Regions from separate parts of the Homo sapiens genome. Here all the other regions are linked to region 5. The links are chromatin contacts, found by Hi-C or POLR2A ChIA-PET in ENCODE. All regions are on one chromosome and are shown on one strand. The core of a region is the stretch at or near the end of the contact, and the rest is flanking DNA. Distances in the headings are between cores, read along the strand shown. Region 1 holds the start of FN3KRP (fructosamine 3 kinase related protein). Region 2 holds the start of P4HB (prolyl 4-hydroxylase subunit beta). Region 3 holds the start of PCYT2 (phosphate cytidylyltransferase 2, ethanolamine). Region 4 holds the start of ALYREF (Aly/REF export factor). Region 5 holds the start of LINC01970 (long intergenic non-protein coding RNA 1970). Region 6 holds the start of NOTUM (notum, palmitoleoyl-protein carboxylesterase). Region 7 holds the start of WDR45B (WD repeat domain 45B).

Region 1 (2,700 bases), core at 87-2,586, 420 kb after region 5:
CCAGGCTGGAGTGCAATGGCGGGATCTCAGCTCACTGCAACCTCCGCCTCCCGGGTTCAAGCGATTCTCCTGCCTCAGCCTCCCGAGTATCTGGGATTACAAGCGCCCGCCACCACGCCCCGCTAATCTTTTTTGCTTTTTAAAATTATGAAATGCGGTATACACACAGAAAAGTGCGTGAACACACACATATGTACCATTTAATAGATAGTTATAAAATGATCCGCCCGCCTCAGCCTCCCAAAGTGCTGGGATTACAGGCGTGAGCCACCGCTTCCGGCCTCAGGAGAGGATTCGTGTTTGCTTCTCCCAACGTCCAGGGAAGCGACATTTCCTATTTGCTTTAGACTAAAATCTATACTTGAATTTTTTGTTTACTGTAGGTAATATTAACTAGGGTTGCAGTCCGTGGAGGGCCGACTATGCGAACGGTTTCTATGAACCATCCTTTGCTGAAGGCTGAAACCTCTTCGTCCCCTGGGAGAGTTCCTATTCAGGCCTTCTTGTAGTTAGTTCATCCTTGTGTTGACAGCTGTATTAGGGTTCTCCAGAGAGACGGATCCAGTAGGATATAGACGTAGATCCAGGACAGGAGATGGACTGGGGGAGCTGGCGTTTGCAATTACGGAGGCCGAGAAGTCTGTGAGCCGGAGACCCCGGGACTCGGGTAGCCGGGCTCAGCCCAGGTCGGAAGGCCTCAGAAGCGGGGAAGCGGATGGTGTGGCCCTCAGCACGACCCACCCCAAATCATGCCTTGCCAGGTTTCTGGGAATTCCTGGTCCAGCCCAGCTGGCACCTGACACTGGCCGTAACGGCAGGGCCACTGTTAGCTGTTAGCCTCAGGGCCCCAGGTTTAGGGGCGGTGTCTCCGTTGCACGTGCACCCCGAGCGCGCCCGCCACTCCCCACATCAGGAGCTCTGTTCCTCGGGTTCAGCAAACGCCCGGGCGAAAGCAATCTTAACATTCTGGGCTCCCGGCACCCAGACCTTGGGCTGATGCCCCTTGCTAGTGGGTCAGCTCTTTAGAAAATATATTCTAACTATTTCCATCAGCATTTCCACTTATTTTGTGCAGGAGAGTTGAACCCAAACCGTCTGGGTCGGGGTCGGTCAGGCCCCGCCCCCTGACGTCATCTCACCCCCACCCAATCCCCCGCGCCTACCTGCCTCCCGGCCCCTCCCCTTCCCGCCCCTCAATCCCAGCGCTCATCTCTGCGGCCACGCCCGCCCCTTCCCGCCACCCAATCCTAGCGCTTGTCTCTGCGGCCGGGCCCCGCCCCCACCCGCCCCCCGCCCAATCCTCGCGCGGACTCATGTTTGCCCGCTCGGCCGCCGTCTCTCGAGTCTCCGCCAGATCCGGGGCGGGTCCGCGGCCGCGGCGGGAACATGGAGGAGCTCCTGAGGCGCGAGCTGGGCTGCAGCTCTGTCAGGGCCACGGGCCACTCGGGGGGCGGGTGCATCAGCCAGGGCCGGAGCTACGACACGGATCAAGGACGAGTGTTCGTGAAAGTGAACCCCAAGGCGGAGGTCAGGCAGCGGGTCGGGCGGGCCGGGGGACCGGTTTCTTTCCGGAGAGGGTCGCGGGCCTCGGCGCGGGGCGCGGCCTGGGCTTCTCCCGCCGGAGGCCGTGGGTGGCTCTCCCGGGACTGCCGCCGCCGCCCCTTGCGGGGAACCCTTTGCGCGGGGCGAGCGGTGAACGGGGGCGGCGGAAGCGTCCGGGGCGTCCGGAGGAGTTTGCACCTGCGGGGAACTGTCCGGAGCAGGAACCGCGGCCGCCCCACACCTCCTGTTCTCCGTGAACTTTCTCTCGGGGGCGCTACGTGAAATGGGGCGGGACTGGCTGCTGCAGTCTTGCTCCCGGGGTTCCTGCCCTGCGGTGCTGGTTAAGTGGGGTCGTTCTAGCCGGGGAAGCTGCTTAAGTCCTCAGCTTAAGTGACTCTGGAGGTGTCCATCCCCCGTGAGCCTCGGTCAGTACGTTGTGAAACGGGGCGAAGGTGCTGCCCCCAGGCCAGCTGCTGCGCCTCACCACACCCTGGCATGCTCTGTCCTTCTGTTAGACTCATTCTCGGGCCGGGCGCGGTGGCTCACGCCTGTAATCCCAGCACTTTGGGAGACAGAGGTGGGTGGAGCGCGAAGTCAGGAGTTCGAGACCAGCCTGGCCAACAAGGTGAAACCCCCGTCTCTATTAAAAATACAAAAATTAGCTGGGCGTGGTGGCGGGCGCCTGTAATCCCAGCTACTCGGGAGGCTGAGGCAGAAGAATCGCTTGAACCCAGGAGGCAGAGGTTGCAGTGAGTCGAGATCGCGCCACTGCACTCCAGCCTGCTGGGTGACTGAATGAGACTCCGTCTCAAAAAAAAAAGAGTGTTCCTAGCAGCGGTGACATGGCAGCTGTGGTGGGGCTCTGAGGCTGAGGAGGTGGGGACTCTGAAGAACTGAAAGAAGGATGAAGACAGCTGGAAGTCAGGAGCACGAGGAGAGTGTGTGTGTCTATGTGTATGTTGTGTGTGTGTACGTTGTATGTGTGTATGTTTGTAATGTTTGTATGTTGTGTGTATGTATTGTGTGTCTGTGTGTGTGTAAGGGTGGAGCCCCAGGTGAGGATGGGAGAGTGGGCAGGGCAGTGGTGTGTGTCTCAGGAGAAAAAGAAAGGCCGCTGGCCCTGACCTGTTCTGCGGGGATCACTGCTGTGTATGTTGT
Region 2 (2,726 bases), core at 29-2,528, 430 kb before region 5:
CTGGGCCAGGTCAGACTCCTCCGTGGCGTCCACCTTGGCCAACCTGATCTCGGAACCTTCTGCCTTCAGCTTCCCAGCGGCTTTGGCATACTCAGGGGCCAGAGCCTTGCAGTGGCCACACCAAGGGGCATCTGGAAGCGGAAATGAGATGCTAGAAAGCAGCCTTGATCCCTAAAGCAGCCTTGATCCCTCAGCAGTGCTTCCCTTTTTCCTCTGGCATTTCCCTTCATAAAAACCTTATCTACTCACCAAGATAACCCCTCCTAACGCACAAGGCTGAGCTGATAGCCTGGTGTTCTTGGGCAATATCAGGACAGAGGCCGTGAACGACAAACTACCACCAACCAACACCAGCCCCCACTCTGCTATGTCACCATCAGCACAGCCAGACAAACCTTTCAATGGTTGCTGACTTCTTATTCCCCACAGGCAACTAAGGCAAGGATCTCCCCTAGACTTTCCCTTTAAGACTACAGACAAAAGTGAAGAAGTGACCGTGGCGGCCTGTACCAGCACTAGCTGTGAGTATGAGATGCACATCCGTGCACACAGACCCTGAGTTGCTTAGGGTGAGAATAAGACGATCTGTCAATAGAGTTAGCAGCTGTGTCAGGCACAAGGTTCCCACCCCAGGGACAGAGCTCAAATCCTTATGGACGTGAGGAAGGCTTGGGATTCTCCTCTGAGACACCATCGGAAGGACTGCTGTGGCAAGCTGAAGGTGGGGTGGGCAGGAGCGGGGCGCCTTCCGGGTCGGCCCCCGGGGAGGACTCGGCAAGGCTGGACACTGGCTTGCTCTGTTTGCTCACACAGGTCGATCCTGTTCTTCTCGCACTAACAGGAAGATCCTGCCGTGCGCAGGGCGGGCATCGGGACGGCCCCCCGGCTCCCAGCCCGGCTCTCACCCCCAGGGAGCCCCTGACATGGCCCCCAAGGCGGGCAGCAAGGGAGCCCTTCAGTTCCGGGCGCGCCGGGGGTCCCGACCCCGGGGGCTGCCGGGCCGTGCCTGCGTCCCAAGAGCCTGGCTCAGCGGCCCCGAGCCCCGCCCGCCCGCCAGGCCCGGCGCTCACAGAACTCCACCAGCAGGTACTTGTGGGCCGCCAGCGCCTCCGCGAAGTTGCTTTTCCGCAGCACCAGGACGTGGTCCTCCTCCTCGGGGGCGTCGGCGCGCACCAGGGCGGCCACGGCCAGGCACAGCAGAGCGCGGCGCAGCATGTCGGACACGGATCAGGCGGGGCGCTTCGGTTGGCGCCGCCGGGACAGCGGGGGCGACGAGAGCGCGCGCCGGTCCCGGCCTCGCCTTTATAAATCCTGGGTCCGGGGCGCGCCTGCCCCCCCGCCCGCGCGCGCTGGCCGCGGCGCGCACGCGCCGCTGGGGCCCGCCTTCGATTGGCCGGCGGACTTCGAGGCTCGTCTTTGCCGCTCTCGGATTGGACACTCACACCAGGCCTGGCCCCGGATTCGGAAACGCTCCTGAGTGCTCCCTGGCCTTCGTTCGGGATTGGCCGAGGACCTCGCGCTCGCTGTCTTTCTTAGCCTCTCATTGGCTCCCGACAAGAACTTTTTCTGCCTTGGCTTCTAATTGGTGGCTTTCGCCTGCACCTTCCACGGGTCTGGAATGGCTGCCCCTTTCGGTAGCACGGACTCTGCGCCTCCTGATTGGCCAAGGGATGCGCGCACTCTGCGCGTTCCTTCGTCGAACGTGGCAGTGGGGAGGAGTTCCCAGTTTAGGGGCGGAGCTGCGGCTGCGCTTCCGAAACCCCTCGTGTTGCATTCTGACTGGACCGCGTACCCAACTGGCACGCCCCCCGGCCCCCGGACCGGAAGTTGGGGTGACGCAATTTCCGGCGCGCGTGTCAAGCGTGCGGCGGCGGCCGTGGAAGGTGGGGTTGGCCGCCTAGGGTCGGCGGTGGGCTCGGTGTGGGATAGCCGGCCCGGTCCGACGCGCTCCGCGAGGTCACGCGAGACACTCACCGAGGCATGGCGGCAGGGCCTGGGCATGGGAATCGTGCGCACAGTGCGAGGAAGCCTCGGAGGGGATACGAGCACAGGGCGGGTGGTTAGGAGAATGGGGCTGGAGAGACGGGCGGGAGGGGCGGGACCTGGGCCCCGGGGACCTGCCGGCTCCCAGGCCCCAGGAAGACGCTGCTCATGCGTGGAGCGGCCGCAGGAAAGGTACTCCCCGCTAAGGCCTTCAGGGAGCGGCCCTTTGCCCTGTGCGATCTCTTCCTTCCTTTCCCACGGGTTGCCAAATCCTGTGACGCTGCCCCTTCTCTGGTGCTTCTCAGATGCTCTGGTCGGCTCAGGAGACCTCGCAGCTGTTACACAGCTGTGGAAATACCCTGGGCGCTGCTTCACTCCGAAGGCAGCAGCTGGGTTTGCCTCCCGACTCGACCCGCCACCGAGGCTCCTGAGCACTTGAAATATGGCCAGTCCACCTGAGACGGGCTGTGAGTGCGCAATGCACATCAAACTTCTAAGACTGAGTGTGCGGGGCCGAGTGCGGTGGCTCACGCCTGTAATCCCAGCACTTTGGAAGGCCGAGGCGGGCGGATCACGAGGTCAGGAGTTCGAGACCAGCCTGATCAACATGGTGAAACCCCCTCACCTCCCGTCTCTACTAAAAATACAAAAATTAACAGGGCCTGGTGGCGCGCGCCTGTAATCCCAGCTACTCGGGAGGCTGAGGCAAGAGAATCGCTTGAACCCAGGAGGCAGAGGTTGCA
Region 3 (2,700 bases), core at 48-2,547, 380 kb before region 5:
TGTCTCTCCTCCCTTACGGCCTCAAGCTCAGCAGGCTTAACGCTAAGGGTGAACAGCCACTGCCTTGCCACCTGGCTCGAGAGTTTTCATTCACAAATCTAGGTCTGCTAACACGTGAACTCTCAAGCCCAAAGCTACACAGCCCTGCCACCAACTGGGCCTCGCTGCCCTGGCTTCTTCGCCACTTCTTTACAGCAGCGGCCCATCCCCTCAAGTGGACAAAGCTGTCCCTGCCTCTCCAGGGAGAGGTGTGACCCTGGCAGCCCACACAGTGCACAGAGTTGCTCCACTGCACACCACTGCTTCCTCCCAGCACCCCTGCCACAGTGCGCGGAGCCCGGCAGACATGCTGGGTAAAATCTGGCGGGCCCATGTACCCACTGGACAGGCTGGAGGGGAGGAGGGGGCAGAGGCTGGGCCAGGGGAGCACAGTCTGGAATGGGGCTGGGGCCTGGTCAGGGCAAGGTCAAAGTCCACTGACACAAAGCCACATTCCTTTTCCCAGAGGTGACTCGGACACAGAAGACAAGGCCCTGCTTGCTCTCCTGGGAAGGGCTAATCAGATAGAGGCGCTTGCTTCCTGGATTCCATCCGGCAGGCACGTGAAAGGGTCAGAGGTAGCAAATTATCAGTAACGGTCGTCTTCCTTTCACTTGTTGACAACCCGAAACTTTTCTTAAAACAATGCCCTCTGACTGGCCAGGGAAGACCGATCGCATTCTAGCCCCGCGGAGGAGGACCCGGGAGCCCGCGGGCTTCACCGCGGGTCCCGGACAGGCAGGTCGCACCCGATGCCCACCTACAGGGACGCTCGCCCGGAGGCCAGGGGAACCCCTGGACCGGAGCCGGGCAAGCTGGTTGCTGGTGGTTACGGAGAAGCAGGGAGGCCGTGGCTCCAGATCTCAGCGCGGTGGCTGCACCGGAGAGGTCGGCGTGACCGGGCGGGGCCTCCGCCAGAGGTAGACGGGGTCGCCCACGGCAGGGCGCGGAGCCTCTGCAGCCCGACCCTCCCGGCAGGCGAGCCCCGCAGCCTGCCAGCCCCGGCCCATGCCGGACGAGGACGCCACCCAGAACGCGGGCCCGGTCCCCGGGCAACGGCTGGCGCGGCGCCCCGGAAGGAAGCCGGCCCCGGCGCCCCCGCGGCCCGCCCCGGCCCCGCGCTCACCAGCCATCGCACCACACCCTCACGGCGCGCCTGCCCCCCGGGCCCGGCTGCTCTGCGCCGCCTGCAGCCCCGCGCCCGTTCCGGATCATGGCCCCGCAGCGGCGGCGCGGACAGCCTGGCAGCTCCCGGCGACTCCGAGCGCCGCCGCCCGCCCCGCCAGGCGCACGCTCAGCGGCCGTCACGCGGGCCTCACCCGCTGCGCACGGCCAATGGCGTGCGCCGCTCGGCCCGAGCCCCGCCCCCGCCTCCCCCGCCCCGCCTCCCGCCCTCCGCCCCGAGCCCCACCCCCCGAAGGCCGCGCCCCACCGCACCTCCGCGCACGGCCAATGGCGTGAGCCCCTGACAGAGTCCCGCCCCCTCCAAACGCACAGCCAATGGCGTGTGCCGCGCTTTCCGAGCCCCGCCCCCCGACCCACACCTGGCCTCTCCGCACCGCCCACACCTGGCGCTCGGCTGGCGGGGCAGTGCGGCGTGGGGACCGTCCCACCGCCGCCACCTCCGGGAACCTCCACGGGGCGCTGTCCCAACCAGGGGAGTTTTTTTTCTTATTTTTTGGCACAATAATCTACAGTTGTCCCCTGTCCAACCAAGGGAGTTTTAAGCCACGACCGAGCTGCCAGGCGGCAGACCTGAGCCCGGGGAGCCCGCGCCGACCACTCGGGGACACCGGAAGCCAGTGCAGAAACGTTTAATAGAAATAAAAAGGTCTGCATAGAGCCGAGGCTCGGAGCCACCCCTCTGCCGCACATCCAGTACAGAGAGGATTCTATAAAGTTCACACTTTTTCATTAAGTAGTAGTAGAAATACGGTGAGGCCCTGAGACTGGCCTGGTGAGCGAGGAAAGGCCGCTGGGCGCTTCCACTCTGCAGGCCGGGGCTGAAATAACCCGAGTTCCGTTCTCACAGAAAGGTGCGGCTGCCACCTCTTGACACAGAGGCCGGATGGGCAGGTGTCCTCGATGGCCAGGCCGTATCAGGGTACAACCGCAGCAGTGCAAGGGGCTTCCTCAAGGACAAATGGCTAAAAATGTCACGGTGAAAATGTCATCCCCAAAGAGTTCGTTCTCCCTAGACCCGTGGGGGCAACCCAGCCTTCACCGTGACACTGGCCATCTGCAAAGTGCCAACTGTTCTTCATCGAGCACGTGATTACGTCACTTTCTTCCTTTTTGTGCGTTTTGTGCAGCCCCTGCCAAACCAGCCCCCTAGGATGGGGGCCGAGCTAAGCGGTGCACCCCGGTCCCCAGGCGGGGCCTCCTCTCTGCTTCTGCACAGCGACTTCCGACTGTGGCTGCCTTCTTCACCAGCACGCAGGGGAGTCGCCAGTGAGAAAATGGGATCCTGCCACCTGCCAAAAAGGGAAAGCGGCATCAGGCGGGCCTGGGAGCCTCTCGCAGTCACACCTGCCCCAGCTCGGGAAAGCTGTCTGCGGTCCCTGCCTTCCCATCCCCTTCCCTCCCGTGTCAACTGCGGCGGGGCTCTGGTTGGCGGCAGCTTCATTGTTACCAAGCTGCAGAACGGATGTGGGAGAGGTC
Region 4 (2,795 bases), core at 127-2,626, 400 kb before region 5:
CGGTGGGGAGTGATAAAACCACAGCGTACAAGGTCTTTATAAGACAGTACTCAAGGCAAACAGAGCCAGAAAAACAGACTCCCTGTGCTTCACAAGATACATAAAGAAGATTCTTTTTCTCACATTAACCCACTAAGACAGGCACAAAATTTAAAAAGCAACTGGGCTGGGTCTAACAGCCAAAAACCACTCACATTTGGTCAGTCTTTGTCCCTGTTAGAAACTGGAAGCCCTGGCAGGGGATTTTCACTCACAGAACCCATCTTCAGACTAACAGCAGCAGTTCCTCAGGCTCAGCTAGGCTCGCACCTGCCTGCGCACTGACCCCGGCTTTACTAGCACTGGGTCTGTCCTGCAGCCCTTCAGAGCTGGGAGGGCTCCCTTCGCTAAGGCGGGAAGGGGACTCAGGGCCACATCCCCAAAATCACGATCCGTCCTGTGCAGGGCGAACGGCTCACCGAGAAGCCCTCGTCTCTTACCTGAATATCGGCGTCTGAGACTCCAAAATCCAGATTGGACACCAGCAGTTTCCCACCTGTCTCCACGCCGGCACCACCGCCGAAGCCACTGTCGAAAAGATCGTGCTGCCACTTGTCGGGAAGTTGTTTTGGCTGAAAAAAAAACCGCAACAAGAGCAGATCTGTGAGTCTCAGTCCAGGGCTTTCCTGACCCTCACGGCTACTCCGGACCCTTCCTCTTCCCGGCCTGAGAGGATCCGGCCGAAACGGGGCCGCCAGCGCTCCCTCCGGCGCTGCAGCTGCCCCAGCCCGAGGCCGCACGGTCCCACCGCGGCCGCACAACTTCAGTTCCCTTAGACTAACTTCCCGCCGCCTGTGCCGCGCCCAGCGTCCCCTCCTCTCCTGCCACGAGGCCCCAACGTCCGGAACAAACAAAGAGCTGGGAAGGGTCTCAGCCTCCGGGACCGGACCCCGAAAGAACGACCTCGCTCCCGCCCACCACCCCCTCCGCGCCCACACGCACCCTCCGGACCTCCGGGCGGCCGCTCCACCAGCCTTATCCACCCGCCGGCCCGGGTCTCCGCCGCGAGCGGCCCCGGCCCCAGCCCCGGCTGGCCCCCTCCCACTCTCCGGCGCGGCCGGCCTCCGCACTCACCCTGCTGTAGGGCGCCGGTCGGTTCCTGCCGCCTCCGCCGGCCGCGCCGCGGGCGATGGCCGGCCGGTTCCGGATGGGCCCGCCGCCTCGATTCACTCGCGCGGCGGCCTGCGCCCCACCGCCGCGGCCGCCCTGGGAGCCGGCCCGGCCGCGGCCCCGGCCCCCGCCCCGGCCGCCTCGCTGGCTCCGGTTCAGTTTAATGATGTCGTCCAGAGACATGTCCATTTTGTCGGCCATGGCGGGCGCGGAATCGGGCATCGGCTCGAGCCCGCGCGTCAGCACGCCGGCACGTCACTTCCGGCGCCGCGTGAGGCCTTCCGGTGCCACGGCCTCGGAGCGGCTGCTGATTGGCCGCTGGCGGACGGCTGCGCGCGCGGGACGGGGTGAGGCGGGGAGGCGCGTGCGCACTGGCGTGCGAGACTCGGCGGGCGCTGTTGAGGGAGTCGGGCCGCGACTGTGGTCGTTTTTATACCTTCCCGCGCGGACGCCGGCGCTGCCAACGGAAGGGCGGGTAGGGCGGTGCGTGATTAGGTTGGCGAAGGTGCGAGGGCGCAGGGGGTGGGGCGGCGGCCGTTGGAGGCGGAGCCTACGCGCCCCTCCCTCCCCGCACGCTCCGCCCGATCGGCCAGGGCTGGGGGCGCTGGGGGCGCTACGGGCGCGGCGGGTGCCTGGGAGCTGCTGGGAGTCCTTGTTTCCGCTCCCGCCCAGGACTGTGCGCTCGGCTCGCGGTGGGGTCCGGCGGGCGCGGCTTCGGCGGGCGGCAGCCGCTGCAGACGAGCTGCGGGTTGGTTTTTTGGTCTCCACCTGCAGCCCCCCCAAGTCTGCACTGTCACATTTTGCCAGTCATATCCTTTACAAGTTTTCTTGCGGGCCGGGCGCGGGCCTCACGCCTGTAATCCCAGCACTTTGGGAGGCCGAGGCAAGAGGTTCGCTTCAGCCCAGGAGTTTGAGACCAGCCGGGGCAACATCGTGAGACCCCCATCTCTAAAAAAAAAAATGAGCTGGGCATGGTGGTGCACTTCTGTACTACCAGCTACTTGGGAGGCCGAGGTGGGAGGATTGCTTGAGCCCAGGAGGTCGAGGCTGCAGTGAGCCGTGGTGGCACCACTGCACTCCAGCCTGGGCGACAGAGCCAGACCCTGTCTCCAAAAAAAAATTATTTTTGCAACTTATTAATGAAAACCAGTGTGCCATTTCATTGATTTTTTTTTTTTTTTTTTGAGGCAGTCTCATTCTGTCGCCCAGGCTGGAGTGCAGTGGGGCGATCTCGGCTCACTGCAACCTCTGCCTCCTGGGTTCAAGCGAGTCTCCAGCGGCAGCCTCCCGAGTAGCTGGGACTACAGGCACGTGCCACCATACCTGGCTAATGTTTGTATTTTTAATAGAGACAGGGTTTCGCCATGTTGGCCAGGGTGGTCTTGAACTCCTGACCTCAGATGATCCGCCCGCCTTGGCCTCCCAAAGTGCTGGGATTACAGGCATGAGCCACCACACCCAGCCCATTTCATGGATTTTAAGTTGTTTTGAGATACTTGCTTTTGTTTTTGTTTTTTGAGTCAGGGTCTCCCTCCGTCACCCAGAGTGGAGTGCAGTGGTGTGATCTTGGCTCACTGCAGCCTCAAACTCCTGGGCTCGAGCTATCCTCCCACGTCAGCCTCTCAGGCAGCTGGTGCACGCCACCA
Region 5 (2,764 bases), core at 145-2,644:
CGTCAGCTGCTCTTCTGTTGAACGGTGCAGGGTGGGGAGGCCTGGGCTGCACTGGCCACACAGTCCCCTCAAGAAGATCTTCTACGTGAAACAAAGGAGCACTGAGCGAGGGGAGCTCTGCTCAGAAAGGACCATCTTGCATCACTGAAATTGTGGGAAATGATAACAAAAAATTGAAATGTCGTGAAGAAACACACCAATAAGACCATTTTTAAATATACAGAGGAAGCTAGAAAATACAGAAAGAGGAACCATTCGGACAAGATACTCAGGAAATATCCAGGATTGTTATACCTAAAACAGCCCTCACTGCCCCCCTCCTGGCAGCGCACCTGAGCCCGGAGCCTGCCAGGGACAGCTCTGAGGAGCCAGGCAGGGCCAGGGATGGGCTCTGAGGGGCCAGGCAGGGCTAGGGATGGACTCTCGTGCCTGCCTGCTTGAGGCTTCCTTGGTCAGAGCGAGCGATGCCACCTTTAGGATGGCCAGAATTAGCAAATAAAAATATGGGATGCCGATAAATCTGTACTTCAGATAAACAATTTTTAGTACATGCCCAACGCGGTAGAGGTAAATCTATAGGGGCTGAAGCAGATTTGCTGGGCCGTGGGCAGGGTGGGGAGTGAACGCTCATGGGCACGGGGTTTCTTTCTGGGGCAACAGAAACGGTGTCACATGAGATAGTGAGCATGGCCGCCCATCTCCGAATATACGGCAAAGCCATAAGCTTTCAATAAGTGAATTTCACAGTAAGTGCATTATATTTCAACAAATCTGTTTTAAAATCTTAACTGAGCCGGGCGTGCTGTCTCAGGCCTCTAGTCCCAGCTACTCTGGAGGCCGAGGCGGGAGGATCGCTTGAGGCCAGGAGTTCAAGACCAGCCTGGGCAACATAGCGAGACCCCATCTCTACAAAAAACACGTTAAACAAAAACGTTAATTGGGCGTTCCGTGTTGTATCCAGCAATCCTAACCGCCCTCCGTCCCCGCGAGCCCCAGTCCTTCCCCTGCGGCTGGGCTGGGTCCCCCGTCCCGGGCGGTGAGGGCGCCCTGCAGGCGTCCACAGAGCTGGGCTTCCGTGGCGGCAACCCTAACCCCAGCGCCACCTGGTACGGCCCGGCCCGCGGGTCCCTCCGGGTCAGGACGCAGACGCGCCCGCGGCGGTAACCGGGGGCCCGGGGGCCTCGGGCCCACCCCGGCCAGACCCCGGGGAGGAGCGCAGGACACTGCCCGCGCCGGGACTCGGCTGTTTCCGATCCTCCCGGGCGTCCTTTAGGAGACTCATTCGCAGCCGACGTTGCGGAGGCGCAGGAAAAGGGCGAGCAGGTGCCTCAGGGACACCACTTCCAACCGCACGCCGATCGCCGGCTCCACCATAAATAGAAACGGGTGGTCTCTAATTGGCCTAGCTCTAATTGGCCTAGCTGTTGTCACGTGCTCTCCGATGGCCCAATCACTAAGGCTGGACGATGCTGCACTGTGAATGGCCAGGCCCGAGTCATGTGCCCGGAGAGGGCGGGGCTGGGCCCTTCCGCTCGCCGCGTCTGGCGATCGCGGCTACGGAGACCCAGGAGGGCCCGGCCAGGAGACCCGCTCTCTAGAGCGGCGAGGGCAGGGGTTGCTAGGGCGCCGGGGTCGAACCCGCGCTTCCTGCAAGTCTTAGGGCCGCATCCCTGCCGAGGCGGGCGTTGGGAAGGGTGGGAGATGGGAAGGTGCGGTGGTGCGGGGAGGGGAGGGCGCCGGGAGGGGTCGGAGAGGGGTCGCGGGTTTTGGGGCTGCGAGGAGGGAAGGAGGGAAGAGGAGGGAAGAGGAGGGCAAGGGGAGGGGAGGGCGGGGAGGAGAGAGGGCGCGGGCAGGGGAGTGGAGGGCGCGGGGAGGGGAGGGCGCGGGGAGGGGAGGGCGGGGAGGAGAGAGGGTGCGGAGAGGAGGGCGGGAAGGAGAGGGGACGGGGGGAGGGAGGGGACGGGGGGAGGGAGGGGAGGGTGGGGGAAGGAGGGGAGGGGAGGGTGGGGGAAGGAGGGAAGGGGAGGGGAGGGGAGGAGAGGGCGGGGAGGGGAGGGGAGGGCGCGGGCTGCGGGGCTGCGGGGAGGGAGGGGCGGGTTCAGGGCTGTGGGCCCCGCCCGGGGCACCGCCTGGATCAGGCCTGAGGCCGGCTGCAGAGAACTTGGGCACCGCGGACCAGATTGCTGGTCACCAGGATGAAAAATAAAAAAGACCCAAACAGCTCCCCCGACCCCGCCTTCGCGCAGGCCCCTGGCGTTCTGCTCAGGGGTTTTTGTTTAATGAAGAACGTCAAACATCTGGCAAGGTCGGAATGATTTTGCGATGAGCACCGCCTGGATTCTGCGGTGAAAGCGACTGTGTGCGCGCTCACGGCCTCGCCTGTCCCTGCATCAGCCCATCTCGTCAGGCAGATCAACATGAAGCTGTAAAACGGATGACTTAGGCCGGGCGTCGTGATGGGCGCCTGTAATCCCAGCTACTCGGGAGGCTGAGGCAGGAAAACCGCTTGAACCTGGGAGGCGGAGGTTGCAGTGAACCGCGGTTGCACCACTACACTCCAGCCTGGGAGACAGAGCGAGACTCCGTCTCAAAATAAATAAATAAAACATATGACTTAGGTATATACGCATGGGGGGAATCCTCGTAAGGCAAGAACGTGCTGCACATTCTGGGGACTGGGACAGGATAAGCACACGAGTAGATCTAAGTCACTGGAAATACCTGGTTTTGCTGTTGGAGGGGGGCTTGCAGGTGCTCGTTATAT
Region 6 (2,759 bases), core at 65-2,564, 330 kb before region 5:
CTCGCGGGGCGGGGAACGGGCCGCGCGGGGCTGTGGTCCGTGGAAAATCCCCACGTTCCGCCCGGCGCGGGTCCCGCTGTCACCTCGGCGCGGGCGGCGGTCCTCCCGGGGCGCGCGGCGGCGCTTGAAGCGTGAAACGCGTCCGCACTGAAGGAGCGCGCTTGGCGGGGGAACGGGACGCCGCGGGGAGCGCGGGAGGCGCGGGCGGCACCGACCCGGCGGGGGAGCCTTCCTGCCGAGCCCCGACCCCACGCCCAAGTCTCCCGCTGTCCCCGGCTGTCCTCGGCCTGTTGAGCGCGTGGGCGGCCCCGCCGCTCCCCGACCCCCGACCTCACGTCTTTTATCTACTTCGGGGCTGCAAGGAGGTGGGCAGCGGGCCTCTCCCCGCCCCCCGGTGTCGCCGGTTCCCGCTGGAGCCAGGCGCGCTCTCGGGCTGCCATCTCCCCGCCCCGGGACCGAAGGACGCCAGCAGAGCGGCTGGGCCCAGAGGCCGAGGGGTCAGTGCCCGAGCTGGCCGGGGACCAGCCCTTCCAGCGCCGCTCCGCTCCCCACGCGGAGAGTCACCGAACCGGGCACTCCTCGGGGCCAGGACCGCGGGGCGCCCGACGGAAGCCCTTTCTCCCCGGGGAGAGAACGGCCGCGGCCCGCAGGGAAGGTCCAGCCGGAGACCGGGCGCGTCGGGCGGGGCGGGGAGGTGCAGGGCGCGGGCCTTACCCGGCGGGGCTGCCGTCGTTGCAGGTCACCGAGGTGTTGAGTAGGAGGTGCAGGCGCAGGTCCTCGTTGAGCTGCTGCGCGGAGCAGGGGTACAGGGACTGCGCCAGGCTCTTGACTTGCGCCATGAAGCTGTCCATGTTACCCTCCACGGCCGTGAAGTCCAGCGGGAAGCTCTCCACGGGCTGTCCGGCCGCCGGCGCCGCCTCGGTCCGCGGGGGAGGAGGCGGCTGCTGACCCCGGCGCCGCCAGGTCTTCCTGCCCTCGCTGCCCCCGGCGCAGTGCAGCAGGCTCAGCAGCAGCAGCACGCGCACCCCTCGGCCCATGGCCGCGTCCACCTGCGGGGAGCGGGCGGCCTTGAGGCGGCGGCGGCGGCGGCGGGGGATGCCGGGCCGGGGGTGCCGGGCCGGGGGTGTCGGGGGCACTGGCCGCTCCTGCTCCCTCGCCCCCGCTCCCGCCCGCCGGGCCTGGCGGAGAAGGCGCGCGCGGCTCGGCGTCGAGGCGCTCGGGGCCGGGTGCCGTCGGCCTCCGCAGCTGGGGCTCCGCGCCCGGCCGTCCGAGGGCAGCGCAGGGTCTGGGTGCGCTGGCTGCGGCCCGCGCCAATGAGCGGCGGGGGCCGAGGCTGGGCTTATTTGCGGGGGCCGCGGCGGCCCGGGTGCCCGCGCGTTAGATGTGCCGCCGCCGCCGCCCGGGCTCGGCGGAGGGGGGAGGGGGCCGCGCTCGCTCTTTTCTTGGCGGAGGCATCGCCTTTTCTTCCCAAACCGCAAGCCTGACGGAGGGGCCTGGACTACCCCGCCGCGGCCGCCGGAGGCGCTCCCGGCCCGGCTCCGTGGGGGGGCAGCGCGGCCGGGCGGCCCCGGCGGCTCCATTCACCGCGGCCAGCCCGGCGCCGCCGCCCCCCCCCGCGGGGCAGCTGGAAGGGGCGGCGGCGACGGGGAGGGGCGAGGCTTTTCCGCGCCTGCCGGGGTGGGGGGCGGGGAACTCCGCCCGCGGCGCAGCTGGCCGAGCCCGACGGGCTGGGGGCGCGGGGCAGGCGCGCTCACCTGGAGCCGCCAGTGTCCCTCTCATCCCCCAGTGCCCAGGCCCAGAGCAGGCCGTGGGGGATTCGGACCCCGGCCCGCATCGCCCCACCTCGCGCAGCCCTGGGGCCCCGCTCTCACCGCGGCCAGCGCGGGCGGCCCAGTGGCCCCGTCCTCTCAGCGCCCCTGGCCCTGCGCCGTCCCGCTGGTGCGCCCGGCTCGGCTGCGCTCCCCCTCTGGCGCTGGCGCGGAGCCGCCAGGGACTTTTATCCAGCAGGGCCCCCCGGGATCAAAGCGGCGGCGGACACAGGGCTTCCAGCCGAGGGCCCGGCAGCAGTGGCGCCGGGGCCTCCTGGAGAAGCGGACAGGTGGGGCGCGAGGTCCTGGCTCCCTCGGAGACCTGCGGGAGGGACCGCGCGCCCCAGCAAGGCGCCGCGGGGGAGTCGCTCAGTTCCGGGGCGCTCCTGCTGGCGCTGGGGTCAGAGAAGCAGCTACGACTTAAGGAGATCGCGGGGCCAGAGGTGAGGTCCTGGATCTCCGCCCGCCCCAGCCTGGCTGCTGGCCCCATGCCGAGGACCCCCCAAGAACCTGCCCCAGCCGCCACTGGGGGAGGAGGCCAAGGGTCCAGTGGCTGCCCGCTAGGCCTCTGCTTGCGGCCCTTCATGCCACGAAGGGCACCTGCCCCATGCTTCACCTTGGAGAGCACCCCTGTCCACTCCCGAGGCTCTGGGCAGTGGGGTTAGAACAAGGTTCCTGTGGGAAATCAGTACTGGAGCAGGGTGGACAGGAGGGGTTCAGGAGGTTTCCTGCTGGGGTGAGCGCGGGTGGGATGGACAAAAGAAAGGAAAGGACATACGCAGGGCCAGCGGGGCCGGGCAGACTTTCTCCTTCACCCTCCGGTCTGAAGCCTGCTGGGCGCCATGACACCCATTTTAAAAATAGGAAACAGGTCTTACGTTTCAGGACAACCAGGTCTTACATTTCAGGACAACGATCTAGACACAAGCAGAGCTTCCAGAGCCCCTCCTA
Region 7 (2,855 bases), core at 124-2,623, 360 kb after region 5:
ATACAAAAAGTAGCCGGGCGTGGAGGCAGGCGCCTGTAATCCCAGCTACTCAGGAGCCTGAGGCAGGAGAATGGCGTGAACCCGGGAGGAGGAGGTTGCAGTGAGTCGAGATCGCACCAGGCTGGGCGACAGAATGAGACTCCGTCTCAAAATGAAATAAATAAATAAATAAAATTGTCTTCACATATACGGGATCATACAGCACCTGCCTGGATTCTCTTCAAAAACAAAACTTCCAAAGCCAACATGTAAAGCCTCGCAGAAGCCTGTCTCGGAATAACGGACATTCCTTTTCCTCCCCATCAGGACCTTTGGGAAGCGCGCCCTTCAAATGGGAGGTGAGGAGGCAACCATCCGAATCCAGGTCCCGCCCGCCTCCCGCGGGAATCCGACCGCGCCGCCCCGGCCGCATCCCCCGCAGCTCCGAAGCACCTGCGGGGAAGGAGGTCACCTTCCCTGGGCGCTTTAAATCATCCAGTGCTTACACCTGGATTCCGACATGGGAAAAGAAGTAAGATTTCCCTCAAAGGCCTCCCTTAAGTCCTTTGACTCCACCAAACACGAAGAAAAATCCCGGGGAGTGGGGGTGGGGAGAGTGACATTTTCCGATGGAAACCGACGGGAAAGGTGAGACCTGCACCCCACCCGCGCCACTCGCCACCAGAGGCGTCGGAGACGCCGGCTCCGCGGCTCCAGTAAACCCAAGCGAAGTCAGCTCAGCCACGGGCTACCTACTAAAGACCCTGAAAGGAACAGGGGGCAAAACGGGGTTCTGGGCAGGGCGTCAATCACGCTGTGGGGAAAATCCCGATAACCGTGGAGCCCGCAGGGAGCCAGGGAACCCGAGTGGGCGTGGCGCGCGGGGAGGGGCGTCCGCGCAGGAGGCTGGGGTTCTGTGCCGTCTCCCACCGACCTCGACCTCGGCCCGGGACGGCCGGCTGGGAGCGGTCACAACCCGGGGGGTGGGGGAGCGCGAAAGGCCAGGAAGGTGGGAGCCGGTTCGGGCCTGGTCCGGACCCCGGCTCGGGCTGGGAGCAGCGGCGAGGGCCGGGGCCGGGGGCTTCGGAGGGGAGCTCGGGCGGGGCCGGGGTCCCGGGTGGAAGGCCTGGCCGGAAAGGGGCGCCCAGGAGAGGCCTGAGAGCCGGGGACCCCGGGCTGCGGGAAGGCCCGGCCGGGCAAGGCGACAGGGCCGCGCCTCCTCACCGTGGTCCTGGTTGAAGCCGGCGTAGAGCAGCCCGTTGCCGTGAGGGTTACACGGCAGGAGGTTCATGGCGCCGCCGTGCTGGGTCGCCGCTCCTCAGCGCTGCATGCCTCTCGCTGGGGACGGCGGCCTGGTCCCTTCGGGCCGGCGCTGAGGCCGCCGCGGCCGGAAGTGCCGGACGTACGTGCGTGCGTGCTGGATGTGCGTGTGTGCTGGACGTGCGTGCGTGCGTGCTGGACGTCCGTGCGCGCGCCCGCGCCCCACCAGGGAGCCTATGGAGCGCCGAGCGCATCTAACCGAAGCGAGGCGAGACGAGGCGAGGCAGGGCGGGGAGGGGCGGGGCGGGGCGAGGCGAGGCGAGGCGAGGAAAGGCGGGGAGAGGCAGGGCGGGCGGGGCGGGATGAGGCGGGGAGAGGCAGGGCGGGCGGGGCGGGATGAGGCGGGGAGAGGCGGAGCGAGGCGGGGCGGGGAGGAGGGGGCGGGGCGGGGCGGGGCGAGGCGAGGAAAGGCGGGGAGAGGCAGGGCGGGCGGGGCGGGGCGGAGGCGGGGAGGGGCGGAGCGAGGCGGGGCGGGGAGGAGGGGGAGGGGCGGGGCGGGGAGGGGCCAGGCGGGAGCGCAGAGCACGTTCGCGGGAGGGTCTGGCCTTGTCATGCGCGGGGTCGCCGCGGGAAGGAGGATGGCCCGTTGAGGGCTTGGCACGGATACCTGACGGTCGGAGGAAGGGGGGAGAGCCGGTAAAGGAGGCTGACCCAAAACTGAGGCCCGGTGCATCATCCCTCATGAGAGGCAAGCCCAGAAGCGCCACAATACTAGGGTCCCCCTTCAGGAGACAGAGACCCCCAGGACACAGAGGGCCCCCAAGTCACTCAGCCCCCCCAGGACACGCAGCTCCTGCAGGACGCAGAGGGTGCCCAAGACACACAGTCCCCAGGACAGAGACCCCCCAGGACACAGAGGACCCCCAAGACACGCAGTCTCCAGGACACAGAGGTCCCCCCAGGACACACAGTGCCCCCAGGACACAGAGGTCCCCCAGGACACAGCACTCCCAGGACACACAGCCCCCCCGGGACACAGAAACCCCCCCAGGACACAGCCCCCCTAAGACACACAGCCTCCCCCAGTACACAGAGTCCTTTCCAGGGCACATATTCCCCCAGAAGACACAGAGGTCCCCCTAAGACACACAGCCCCCCCAGGACACACAGACCGCCAGGTCACAGAGACCTTCCCAGGACACAGGGACCTTCCCAGGACACATAGCCCCCCAGAGGACACACAGCCCCCCCACGACACAGCCCATAGAGGACACAACCCCTTAGTACCCCACCTAAAGGACAGGTGGCCCTCACACAGCACAGCCCCCGCAGGACTCCGGGACCCTCAGGTCACATTGCTCACAGGGCACAGTTCTCAACTCTTAGGGTCAGGCTGCTGGGGGCATCCTGGTCACAGAGCTTTGTCCCTGGGCTTGGCTCATGCAGTGGATGGCTGTGGAGGCCTGAGTGCTGGCCCTCGTGTCTCTTGCCCAGGGAGTCCTCTCCACTCCCCCTCCTCACTTTCCTGTCCCCTCCTAGGCTCTCCCTGTTCCCTGCAGCACACCTGATCTCCTAGGAGGTCCTGACACTGTCCCCTCGCAGCCACCTGCCTCCAC

The links. A loop is a pair of places that touch in the nucleus more often than their neighbours do. ChIA-PET counts read pairs that join two places held with the same protein, here RNA polymerase II (POLR2A). Pooled maps may share reads with other maps.
Region 1: a loop to region 5 is called in a pooled map, with 5 times the contacts of the local background. The contact joins the promoter of FN3KRP here to the promoter of LINC01970 in region 5. A Hi-C loop is called at or near these places in 1 of 37 single-sample maps with no recorded cell type and 4 of 50 pooled maps. POLR2A ChIA-PET finds 5 or more read pairs at or near these places in 5 of 52 experiments (A549, CD4-positive, alpha-beta T cell, MCF 10A and 2 more).
Region 2: a loop to region 5 is called in a map of B cell, with 5 times the contacts of the local background. The contact joins the promoter of P4HB here to the promoter of LINC01970 in region 5. A Hi-C loop is called at or near these places in 3 of 168 maps with a recorded cell type or tissue (B cell, CD4-positive, alpha-beta memory T cell and naive thymus-derived CD4-positive, alpha-beta T cell), 1 of 37 single-sample maps with no recorded cell type and 11 of 50 pooled maps. POLR2A ChIA-PET finds 5 or more read pairs at or near these places in 4 of 52 experiments (HEK293T, MCF 10A, activated CD4-positive, alpha-beta T cell and 1 more).
Region 3: a pooled map shows a loop between it and region 5 (8-fold over the local background). The contact joins the promoter of PCYT2 here to the promoter of LINC01970 in region 5. A Hi-C loop is called at or near these places in 2 of 37 single-sample maps with no recorded cell type and 8 of 50 pooled maps. POLR2A ChIA-PET finds 5 or more read pairs at or near these places in 2 of 52 experiments (MCF 10A and activated CD4-positive, alpha-beta T cell).
Region 4: a pooled map shows a loop between it and region 5 (15-fold over the local background). The contact joins the promoter of ALYREF here to the promoter of LINC01970 in region 5. A Hi-C loop is called at or near these places in 7 of 50 pooled maps. POLR2A ChIA-PET finds 5 or more read pairs at or near these places in 3 of 52 experiments (GM12878, activated B cell and activated T-cell).
Region 6: a loop to region 5 is called in a pooled map, with 2.3 times the contacts of the local background. The contact joins the promoter of NOTUM here to the promoter of LINC01970 in region 5. A Hi-C loop is called at or near these places in 1 of 37 single-sample maps with no recorded cell type and 3 of 50 pooled maps. POLR2A ChIA-PET finds 5 or more read pairs at or near these places in 2 of 52 experiments (activated CD4-positive, alpha-beta T cell and naive thymus-derived CD4-positive, alpha-beta T cell).
Region 7: a loop to region 5 is called in a map with no recorded cell type, with 19 times the contacts of the local background. The contact joins the promoter of WDR45B here to the promoter of LINC01970 in region 5. A Hi-C loop is called at or near these places in 3 of 37 single-sample maps with no recorded cell type and 9 of 50 pooled maps. POLR2A ChIA-PET finds 5 or more read pairs at or near these places in 2 of 52 experiments (A673 and activated CD4-positive, alpha-beta T cell).

What each region holds. Positions count from the first base shown.
Region 1 is chr17:82,715,370-82,718,069 of GRCh38, forward strand. It overlaps FN3KRP (fructosamine 3 kinase related protein), which reads left to right and starts at 1,337. Exons shown (of 6, transcript NM_024619.4): 1 at 1,337-1,527. The coding sequence starts at 1,387. LOC101929552 (a long non-coding RNA gene) reads right to left here and starts at 884. Exons shown (of 2, transcript NR_136400.1): 1 at 198-884. RefSeq lists silencers at 1,154-1,393, 1,414-1,493, 1,574-1,663.
Region 2 is chr17:81,859,257-81,861,982 of GRCh38, forward strand. P4HB (prolyl 4-hydroxylase subunit beta) reads right to left here and starts at 1,279. Exons shown (of 11, transcript NM_000918.4): 1 at 1,071-1,279; 2 at 1-131. The coding sequence starts at 1,215. It overlaps LOC124904086 (a long non-coding RNA gene), which reads left to right and starts at 1,854. Exons shown (of 2, transcript XR_007065950.1): 1 at 1,854-1,883. RefSeq lists silencers at 870-969, 1,180-1,399.
Region 3 is chr17:81,910,102-81,912,801 of GRCh38, forward strand. It overlaps PCYT2 (phosphate cytidylyltransferase 2, ethanolamine), which reads right to left and starts at 1,298. Exons shown (of 13, transcript NM_002861.5): 1 at 1,166-1,298. The coding sequence starts at 1,254. It overlaps SIRT7 (sirtuin 7), which reads right to left. Exons shown (of 10, transcript NM_016538.3): 10 at 1,838-2,513. The coding sequence ends at 2,315. RefSeq lists silencers at 862-1,001, 1,162-1,451, 1,482-1,651.
Region 4 is chr17:81,890,210-81,893,004 of GRCh38, forward strand. It overlaps ALYREF (Aly/REF export factor), which reads right to left and starts at 1,377. Exons shown (of 6, transcript NM_005782.4): 1 at 1,114-1,377; 2 at 480-611. The coding sequence starts at 1,371. ANAPC11 (anaphase promoting complex subunit 11) reads left to right here and starts at 1,514. Exons shown (of 4, transcript NM_001002248.3): 1 at 1,514-1,632. RefSeq lists a silencer at 1,394-1,933.
Region 5 is chr17:82,291,420-82,294,183 of GRCh38, forward strand. LINC01970 (long intergenic non-protein coding RNA 1970) reads right to left here and starts at 1,395. Exons shown (of 2, transcript NR_135639.1): 1 at 1,104-1,395; 2 at 1-144. RefSeq lists silencers at 991-1,040, 1,081-1,330 and an enhancer at 2,087-2,196.
Region 6 is chr17:81,959,873-81,962,631 of GRCh38, forward strand. NOTUM (notum, palmitoleoyl-protein carboxylesterase) reads right to left here and starts at 1,315. Exons shown (of 11, transcript NM_178493.6): 1 at 715-1,315. The coding sequence starts at 1,037. RefSeq lists enhancers at 1-25, 26-588 and silencers at 1-141, 172-251, 518-661.
Region 7 is chr17:82,647,071-82,649,925 of GRCh38, forward strand. WDR45B (WD repeat domain 45B) reads right to left here and starts at 1,374. Exons shown (of 10, transcript NM_019613.4): 1 at 1,204-1,374. The coding sequence starts at 1,270. RefSeq lists silencers at 827-876, 887-936, 1,537-1,606 and enhancers at 1,019-1,518, 1,897-1,966.